Linked DNA regions of Homo sapiens: region 1 is linked to region 2. Evidence: chromatin loops called from intact Hi-C (ENCODE). Cell type or tissue: heart right ventricle. All regions are shown on one strand. Each heading gives the region's core, and the rest is flanking DNA. Links, peaks and the distances in the headings are about the cores only. Region 1 has its middle 23 kb from the start of B4GALT5. Region 2 overlaps PTGIS (prostaglandin I2 synthase).

What was found. Hi-C counts contacts between places; a loop is a spot of excess contacts. Peaks named below come from ENCODE experiments on the same cell type or tissue, not always from the same donor. Only the 100,000 strongest peaks of a DNase experiment are listed, where the experiment ranks them.
Region 1: it touches region 2 in a loop (6-fold over the local background); 1 of 110 quality-filtered maps calls a loop at or near these places.

What each region holds. Positions count from the first base shown.
Region 1 is chr20:49,735,069-49,739,457 of GRCh38, forward strand. No RefSeq gene overlaps it. Among named protein-coding and RNA genes, the nearest start is that of B4GALT5, 23 kb to the left of the region's middle. In heart right ventricle, for the core only: no CTCF peak of the experiment used is centred there; no DNase peak of the experiment used is centred there.
Region 2 is chr20:49,539,960-49,544,348 of GRCh38, forward strand. PTGIS (prostaglandin I2 synthase) reads right to left here. Exons shown (of 10, transcript NM_000961.4): 4 at 4,346-4,389. Among named protein-coding and RNA genes, the nearest start is that of PTGIS, 26 kb to the right of the region's middle. RefSeq lists an enhancer at 1,842-1,891 and a silencer at 2,347-2,623. In heart right ventricle, for the core only: CTCF peaks have their summits at 1,945 and 2,145; DNase peaks (open chromatin) are centred at 1,952 and 3,782; H3K27ac peaks cover 687 bases.

The DNA.
Region 1 (4,389 bases), core at 273-4,272, 200 kb after region 2:
TTTTGAGACAGGGTCTTACTCTTAGGCTCAAGTGATCCTCCTCCCTCAGCCTTCTGAGTAGCTGGGGTTACAGGCATCTACCTCGGCATAAGCGGGCATTAATCTTTTTACTTTATTTTTATTTTTGAGACAGGGTCTCACTCTGTCACCCATGCTGGAGTGAAGTGGCACAATCATGGCTCACTGCAGCCTCCAACTGTTAGCCCCAAGACATCTTCCTGCTTCTGTCCCCCACGTACCTAGGACCACAGGTGCATGCCACTATGCCCAGCTATTTAAAAATTGTTTTGTAGAGATGAGGTTTTACTATGTTGCCCAGGCTGGTCTTGAACTCCTGGGCTCAAGTGATCCTCCCCACTTGGCCTCCCAAAATGCTGGGATTACAGGCATGAGTCACTGTGACTGGCCAGGCATCCATCTTGAAAACATTATGCTAAATAAGAGAAGCCAGACACAAAAGGCCACATACTGTATGATTCTATTTCTAGGAAATGTACAGAATAGGCAAATCTATTATAGATGATTAGTTGTCTAAGACTGAGAGCATGGGGAGAGATGGGGAATGACTGCTAAATGGTATGGGGCTTCTTAAGGGGGTGATGAAAATGTTCTAAAATTGATTGTGGTGTGGTTGCACAACTCTGTGAATATACTAAAAACCATTAGATTGAATATTTATTTATTTATTTAGAGACAGAGTCTCGCTCTGTTGCCAGACTGGAGTGCAGTGGCACAATCTCAGCTCACCGTCACCTCCGCCTCCCGGGTTCAAGTGATTCTCCTGACTCAGCCTCCTGAGTAGCTGGGATTACAGGTGTGCGCCACCATGCCTGGCTAATTTTTGTATTTTTAGTAGAGATGGAGTTTCACCATGTTGGCCAGGCTGGTCTTGAACTCCTGACCTCCGGTGATCTGCCCACCTCAGTCTCCCAAAGTGCTGGGGTTACAGGATGAGCCACCGCATCCGGCAGATTGAATACTTTAAATGGAAAAATCGTATCGCATGTAAATTATATTTCAATAAAGCTGTTACATATACGTATATTTTTTAATCCAATAAAAAGTCTTGGCGGGGCGCGGTGGCTGGCCTGTAATCCCAGCACTTTTGGAGGCTGAGGCGGGCGGATCACGAGGTCAGGGGATCAAGACCATCCTGCTGATTTACACGGTGAAACCCCGTCTCTACTAAAAATGCAAAAAATTAGCCGGGCGTGGTGGCGGGCGCCTGTAGTCCCAGCTACTCGGGAGGCTGAGGCAGGAGTATGGCGTGAACCCGGGAGGCGCAGCTTGCAGTGAGCCGAGATCGCGCCACTGCACTCCAGCCTGGGCGACAGAGTGAGACTCCGTCTCAAAAAAAAAAAAAAATCTCCTTCCCACTTTTGTTCTCCATTGAACCAGTTCCCAACACTAGCTGCTCCTTGCCATGCACACACACACACACACACACACACACACACACAGAGCTAACTACTATTGTTAGTTTCTTGTGTTTCTCCAGTTTTTATGTGCATAAAATATAAACATAGATTCTTTTCCCCCATGCTCTTACACAAGAATAGCATAATACTGTTCTGCCCTTTCTTTTTTCATTTAATATTTCAGTGCGTTACACTTGCCTTATTCTTTTTATTTAATTAATTAATTTATTTTCTGTAGGGACAGGGAGTCTTGCTATGTGGCCCAGGCTGGTCTCCAACTCTTGGTCTCAAGAGATCCTCCCGCCTTGGCCTCCCAAAGTGCTGAGACTATAGGTGTGTACCATTGTACCCAGCCTGATTCTCTCTCTCTCTCTTTTTTTTTTTCCTGTTCTTTTCTTTTGAGAGGGGGCAGGGTCTCACTTTGTTACCCAGGCTGGAGTGCAGTGGCACAATCTCGGCTCACTGCAACCTTTGCCTCTCAGATTCAAGTGATTCTCCTGCCTCACCTACCCTAGTAGCTGAGATTACAGGCGTGTGCCACCACCCCTGGCTAATTTTTGTTTTTTTGGTAGAGAAGCGGTTTTGTCATGTTGACCAGCCTCGTCTCGAACTCCTAGCCTCAAGTGATTCACCTGCCTTAGCCTCTCAAAATGCTGGGGTTACAGGTGTGAGCCACTGTGCCCACTGATTCTTTTTAATAGCCACATAATATTCAGTTTTATGAATAAACTATAATTAGTTTATTCTTCTAACAGAAATTTGGTTGTTTCTAATCTTTCTACCTTAACACAGTGTTGCAATATATATACATTATTTTGCACATGGGCAGGTGTGTCTGTAGGATTAATGACTAGAAATGGACTTTCTGGGTCAAAAGGTATGTCTTTGTAATGATGATAGAGACCTTGCTCCCAAGGGTGCTGTACCAGTTTACATGCTCACCAGCAACATGGGAGGGTGCTTGATCTTTGCCAGCACAACAGAGTGAGCGTCACATAGTTTCACTTGCATTTCTTCTTCTGTGATAATTCAAGCATCTTTTAATATATGTAAGAGCCGTTTGTATTTTTTTGGTCATTTCCTTTGCCATTTTCCACTGGGTGTGTACTTTTCTATTTCTAGAAAGAATATGCTTTATGTATTAGGAAGATACAGCCCTTTCTATATGAGTTGACATTTTTCCTGGCTTGTCATTTGTGTTTTGACTTTGTTTGTGGTACTTTTTGTCCCTGGACTTTAATCATTTAAAAATTTTTTCTTATTTATGTATTTATTTGAAACAGGATCTCATTCTGTCATCCAGGCTGGAGTAGAGTGGTGCCATCATAGCTTGCTGCTGCCTCAAACTTCTGGGCTCAAGTGATCCTCCTGTCTCAGCCTCTGGAGTAGCTGGGACCACAGGTGCATCCCACCATACCCGGCTATGTCCCTGGACTTTAAGCTTCTTGGCTATCTACGCTCCGTCTTATCTATTCCCTTGAACTCCCCCTATCTCCATTTCATCTGCTCACTCATTGTCTTCATCTTTTCAGGCTGCTATATCAAAATACCATAAGCTGGGTGGATTTTAAACAACAGAGGTTTATTTTTCACTGTTCTGAATGCAGGGAAGTCCAAGATCAAAGCACTGGCAGATTCAGTGTCTGGTGACGGCTTGATTTCTGGTTCATGGATGATATCTTCTCGCTGTGTCCTCACATGGTTGAGGAGGGGAAGGCAGCTCTCTGGGGCCTCTTTTATATGTGGCACTAATCCCATTTTTGTGGGTTCCACCCTCATGACCTAAACCCTTCCCAAGGCCGCACTTCCTAATACCACCCCATTGGTGATTAAGTTTCAATATATGAATTTGGTAGGGGAGACATAAACATTCAGATTTTAGCATTTCTCCCCTGGCTCCCCAAAAGTCATGTCCTTCTTGCATGCAAAATATATTCATTCCATCCCAATAGCCCCCAAAGTCTTAAACCATAATATCAGCCCACGCTTGTAATCCCAGCAGTTTGGGAGGCAAAGGTGGGTGAATCATTTGAGGTCAGGAGTTCAAGGCCAGCCTGACCAACATGGTCCAACCCCGTCTCTATAAAAATACAAAAAAATTAGCTGGGCATGGTGGCACAGGCCTGTAATCTCAGCTACTCAGGAGGCTGAGGTGAAAGGATCGCTTGAACCCGGGAGGTAGAGGTTGCAGTGAGCCAAGATCACGCCACTCCACTGCAGCCTGGACTACAGAGCGAGACTCCATCTCAAAACATAAAATAAAATAAAGATAAGATACAGGTGAGACTCAAGATACGATTCATCCTGAAGCAAACTGCTCTCTAGCCGTGAACCTGTGAACTACCAAAATACATCAATGGGATGGGCATAGGACAGACATTCCCATTCCGAAAAGGAGAAGTAGGAAGGAGGAAAGGGGTGACAGATCTGAAGCAAGTCCAAAACCTTACGTCTCAGGAACAATCTTTGACTCAAGGCTCTGCCCTCCAGGCCCACTGGGGGCTGTGCCCTGACTTCCGGACCCACTGGGATGGAGGTCCTGCCTCCACAGTTTGGCTGGGCAGCAGTTTGACCCCCAAGGCTCTGAGTGTTCTGTTCCCACGGCTTTGCTGAGTGCAGCCTATGCCACAGTTCTCATGGATTGGAGTAATGTGCCTGTGGCTGTCCCAGCCTGGCATCACGCTCTGGTGGTGCAACCAGTCTGGAGTCTCAGGGTGGCCCCACCTCTGCAGGCACCCCACCCCCATGGCTCCACTCGGCACTGCCCTTGTGGGGGCTCTCCACAGAGGCCCTGCTGCTGCCTTGCTTCTCTGCCTAGGCCCTGAGGCCTTCTGGGGGCATCCTTAGAAACTTAGGTGGAGGCAGCCACGTCCCCACAGCTTTGCTGGGCACAGTACACCCCAAACCAGGGCCCACTGGAGCGGCATCTGGGATGGCCGAGGAGGTAGAAATGGAGTGTGGGGAGCAGAGT
Region 2 (4,389 bases), core at 73-4,072:
TGCGCCAGCTGGTGCCCCGCGGCACTGTCAGACACAAAGCTGGGTAGCAGGATGGGAGGGCGGGGGCTGTGGTGTCAGGTGCCAGGTGAGGGAGGGGCTGGTGTCAAGCTGACAGCTGAAGGCTGAGAAGGAGTCAGCCATGGGCAGAGCAGAGGGAGGGGTAGGAAGCAGAGCAAGCACCAGGTGTGATGTCCTGGGGCAGGAGGGAGCCCGGTGCTGGGGAGCAGCAAGGAGGCTGATGAGGCTGCAGCAGAGAGCTCGAGGGGACGGTGCTGAGATGGGGGCACAGAGAAGGGGAGGAGATGCCTGCTCCCAGGGAGGGATTCAGGGAAGACTTCCTAGAGAAGGGAGGGTCTGAGCTGAGATCTGCAGGATGATCGGGGGAAGCAGAAGAGGAACGTGTTCAGGCAACAGGCACAGCCTGTGCAAAGGCCCAGAGCTGAGAGTGCAACCGTGCCTGGTGGGAGAGGTGCCAGCTGTGGCTGGTGCAGGCACTGGAGCCGGGGTGTGAGGCAGAGGATGGGAGGGCCTGGGCTGTCAGGGCTGGCCACGCAAGGCAGGCATTTGCAGCAGTGAGAAGGTTGTGCTTGATCTGAGGGGCTCTGGGAGGCCCGAGAAGGAGGTCAGGGCCTGGTCAAGTGTGAAAAAGGGTAAGACATGGGAGCTAGCATGAGCTCTCATGTGCTCTCACTGAGGCACACTTACGCACACGCACACGCACACACACAGGACCACGCTCAGAGGACGCGCCTTCACCTCCAGCCCCCTTTAAATGCCCCAGGAGTCCAGCCCCAGCCCAGCGGGCTGACCTCAGTCCTGGGAGGGAAACTGCAGGCTTTCATTTTGTCATCTCTGCCTCAGCAGAGAGTCACAACAAAGAGACGCAACCAAAGCCCCGGGGCCTCACCCTCTCACCCTCCCCTTGAGCTCCTGGATCCCTGTGCAGACAAAGACCAGAGACCAGGATCTCTCAGGAGAGGGGTTTTCCCAGATGAAGAGAGAATGGAAGCAGGAATGAGGGTAGGTGGGGGCCGAGAGAGGCCTGCGTGGTCCCTGCTCTGTCCCTCACCTGCACAGTGGTGGCAGAAGTTGTAAAGGTGCAGCCCACACACTGGATTCAGTCCACAAATGTGTTTTATCAAGGGAGTTCCTAAAAACAAACTAAAGCTTCCTTCAAACATTTGGGGAAACTCACACAAAATCCGGATTTCCTGCTCATCTCATCTTGAAAAAGGAATCTGGCTGACCTGCGGTCCCACCTGGAAACCTAGCAGGAGCAGAGTTGCAGCCGCCCCTTTTAGACAGACACGTGCTTGCCAGGCCACTGCGGTACTCCCAAGGCCCTGTGGTCTCGGTGACACTGCAGTTGACACTGGTCATCATTTATCATCACACTTGCACTGTTGTTTTTTGCTAACTCAGAGAACCATTTCCCGGTACATATATTTCTACCAAAACAGGCAATGAAAAATAAACCAAAAAAGTAAACCGGCCGGGAGAGGTGGCTCACGCCTGTAATCCTAGCACTTTGGGATGCCGAGGTGGTTATATCACCTGAGGTCAGGAGTTCGAGACCAGCTTGGCCAACATGGTGAAACCCCCTCTCTACTAAAAATACAAAAATTAGCTGGGCATGGTGGCGGCACCTGTAGTCCCAGCTACTCAGGAGGCTGAGGCGAGAGAATCGCTTGAATCTGGGAGGCGGAGGTTGCAGCGAGCAGAGATCGCGCCATTATTGCACTCCAGCCTGGGCGAAAGAGCGAAACTTTGTCTTTAAAATAAAATAAAATAAAATGAAGGAAAAGAAAACAAAAAGAAAAAGTAAACCCAGAGGACCACAAGGTTTTGCTCTGTGGAAGCGAAGCCGGCAGCTCCATATCAAAAGAGCACGGCTGAAGACAGGATAATCCCATATGTAAATACACACACGACCCACAGGCGGCGCTAGAGCCACAAAGAAAAATAAAGCTGAACCAAGCTGGGTCACAGGAGGGAGCCATCACGAAAATGGGACTCAAGAAAGACCTCTCTGAGCAGGTGGCGCTCGCGATAAGGCTTAAACGAAGTGGGGTGGGAGCCACGCAGACCTGTGGGGAACAGCATTCCCAGGCAAGGGAACAGAAATAGCAAAGGCCACAAAGAGAGAGCGTGCCTGACCTGCTCAAGGGGCAGCAGAGAGGTAGGTGGGAGGAGGGGAGGCCAGGGCTACAAGGTGAGGACAGAGGAGAACTTTGGGTGTGACTCAGTGAGGCCAGGGCCAACACAGGCCAGGCTGGTGGGTGTAAGAGGTGGCACCTCACAGTTCGGGCTGCCTGAACCGGCACCCCTTTCACCTCTGTGTCCCTCCCATCCAACTGGCCCATTCTCTTTGTATTTCAGGGGCTGCTGATTGATGGCAGTGGAAAGGCCTACAGCTGCCAAGCCAGGGGGCAGGAGCTCCAGCCCAGGCCTCAGGCCCTGAAGACACAGTTACCGGGTTACAGGTATGGATTTACGTCTGATTCCCCCTGAGCTGATTCCCCTGTGCCTGCCGCTGTACCATGGAGCCTAGCCAGACCCAGCTGCCCCTGAGCCTGCCTCTCCCCAGCCTATCTCTCTCTGACTTCTTTGTCTGCACAGGGACCCAGGAGCCAGGAGACCTGGGAGGATCACTACTGTGAACTTGCTGGGTGGTTTCAGCTGGCCCTCTCTGGACCTCAGTCCCCATCATACAATGCAGGGTGGACCAGACCAGCATCACCCACACCAATTACAGCCCTTGACACTGTTTGCACCACCCCAGGGCAAAACAAAAAGAATGGGGACTGTTCGTGTGCTGAGAGCTGTGGCTGAGAGTGCAGACTCTGGGACCAGCCCTGTCCTGACCCCAACACAGGCCTCTGGGCAAATGACTCAGGCTCTCCAGGTCTCAGTTTTCTCATCTGTCAAATGGAATATGTAAAGTCCTAGCCTCCTAGAGCGATTGTGAGCATTAAAAGAGCTGAGACACGCCGAGTCTACACATATGCACACACATATCATAAATATACCCACATGCCCATATGTGTCAACGAATGACTGCCCTTTATCCTAGAACTATGTTGCTCTAATTTCTTGGAGGGGTTGAAATGTCCTTTTTTAAATTAAATTTAAATTAAATTAAATTCTGGTTGGTTAAGGGCATCACTAAAATCAGGGAGCTGTCCTTAACACCACTCTATCCCTCTCACTCACGCCCACGCTCCCCCATCCCCACCGCTGCCCCAGTCAAATCTTCCGGCAGAGCCAGTGAACTCTATCTCCAAAAGCTACCCAAATTCTCACCACCTCCCTGGGCCACCACCATTCTCTCACCTTGGTGACACCTGGCAGCCTCCTGCTAGGTCCTCCTGCCTCCCTCTCCACCCCTCCTTACCCCTACAGTCCATCCTCCATCCAGCAGCCAGAGGGGGCTTTCAAACTAAGTTAGATCATGTCCTGCCCCTGTGCAAACCCCTGATGTCACCCGATCTTACTCAGCATAATTTCCAAAGCCTTCCCTGACCTCCCGACTGCCTGAGGCCTGCTTCTGCCCACTTCTCTGACCTCCTGTCCACCTTCCCTCCTTGGCTCTTTATGCTGTAGCCACACTGGCCGTCTCTCTGAGCTTCCTCCCACCTCTGGGCCTTTGCACCTGCTGTTTCCCCTGCCTAGAGTGTTGGCGTGGTGGGCACTTTGCAGTTAGGTCTTGGCTCAGAAGCCAGACCCCCAGAGCATGACCCTGCCTCGTCAGTCGGCCTAAGAAAGCCCCCCAGATGCTGTCACCCCACCCGTGGATCTCTGTCATCGTGTTTATCACTCTCTGACATAACTCAATTCGGCCTCCCCCACTGGAGTGTCAGCTGTGTGAATTTGGGGACTTCATCTGTCCTGTTCCCTGCTGTATCCCCAGAGCCTGGATTAGTGCCCGGCACTGCTGAAGGAAGGAACGTTCGGTTGTGCAGTTTTTAACATACATTTACAAGACCAGATAAAAGGTTAAGGTCCCAAGTTGATCTCCCAAACATTTTGTTTTCTGTTCTGTGAAATCCCAAAGTCTGGAAGCCACAGGACAAGATGACCTCTGAAGTCTTGCTCTGTGACTTCCTCTCTGAATGACCTGTAAGGTCCCATTTCCAGCCAGTGTCTCCTTTTACAGTTCATGAGCTAGGTCAGATGAACAGCCGGGGCCCTGGTGCATGGCGTCTTTCCTACAGTCTTTGCTTTGGGTGTCTCAAATTGCTTCCCCCACCCACAGAGTCCTCACGGTTCCCTTGGCCACTGCTCATGGCTGACACAGGTCAAAGTGCCGGGCCCCAGCAGGAGGGTGGGGGCTGCACAGCCTCACCTGAGCAGGAAGCTGTAGGAGAAGTCGAGGAGACCCATCTCGTG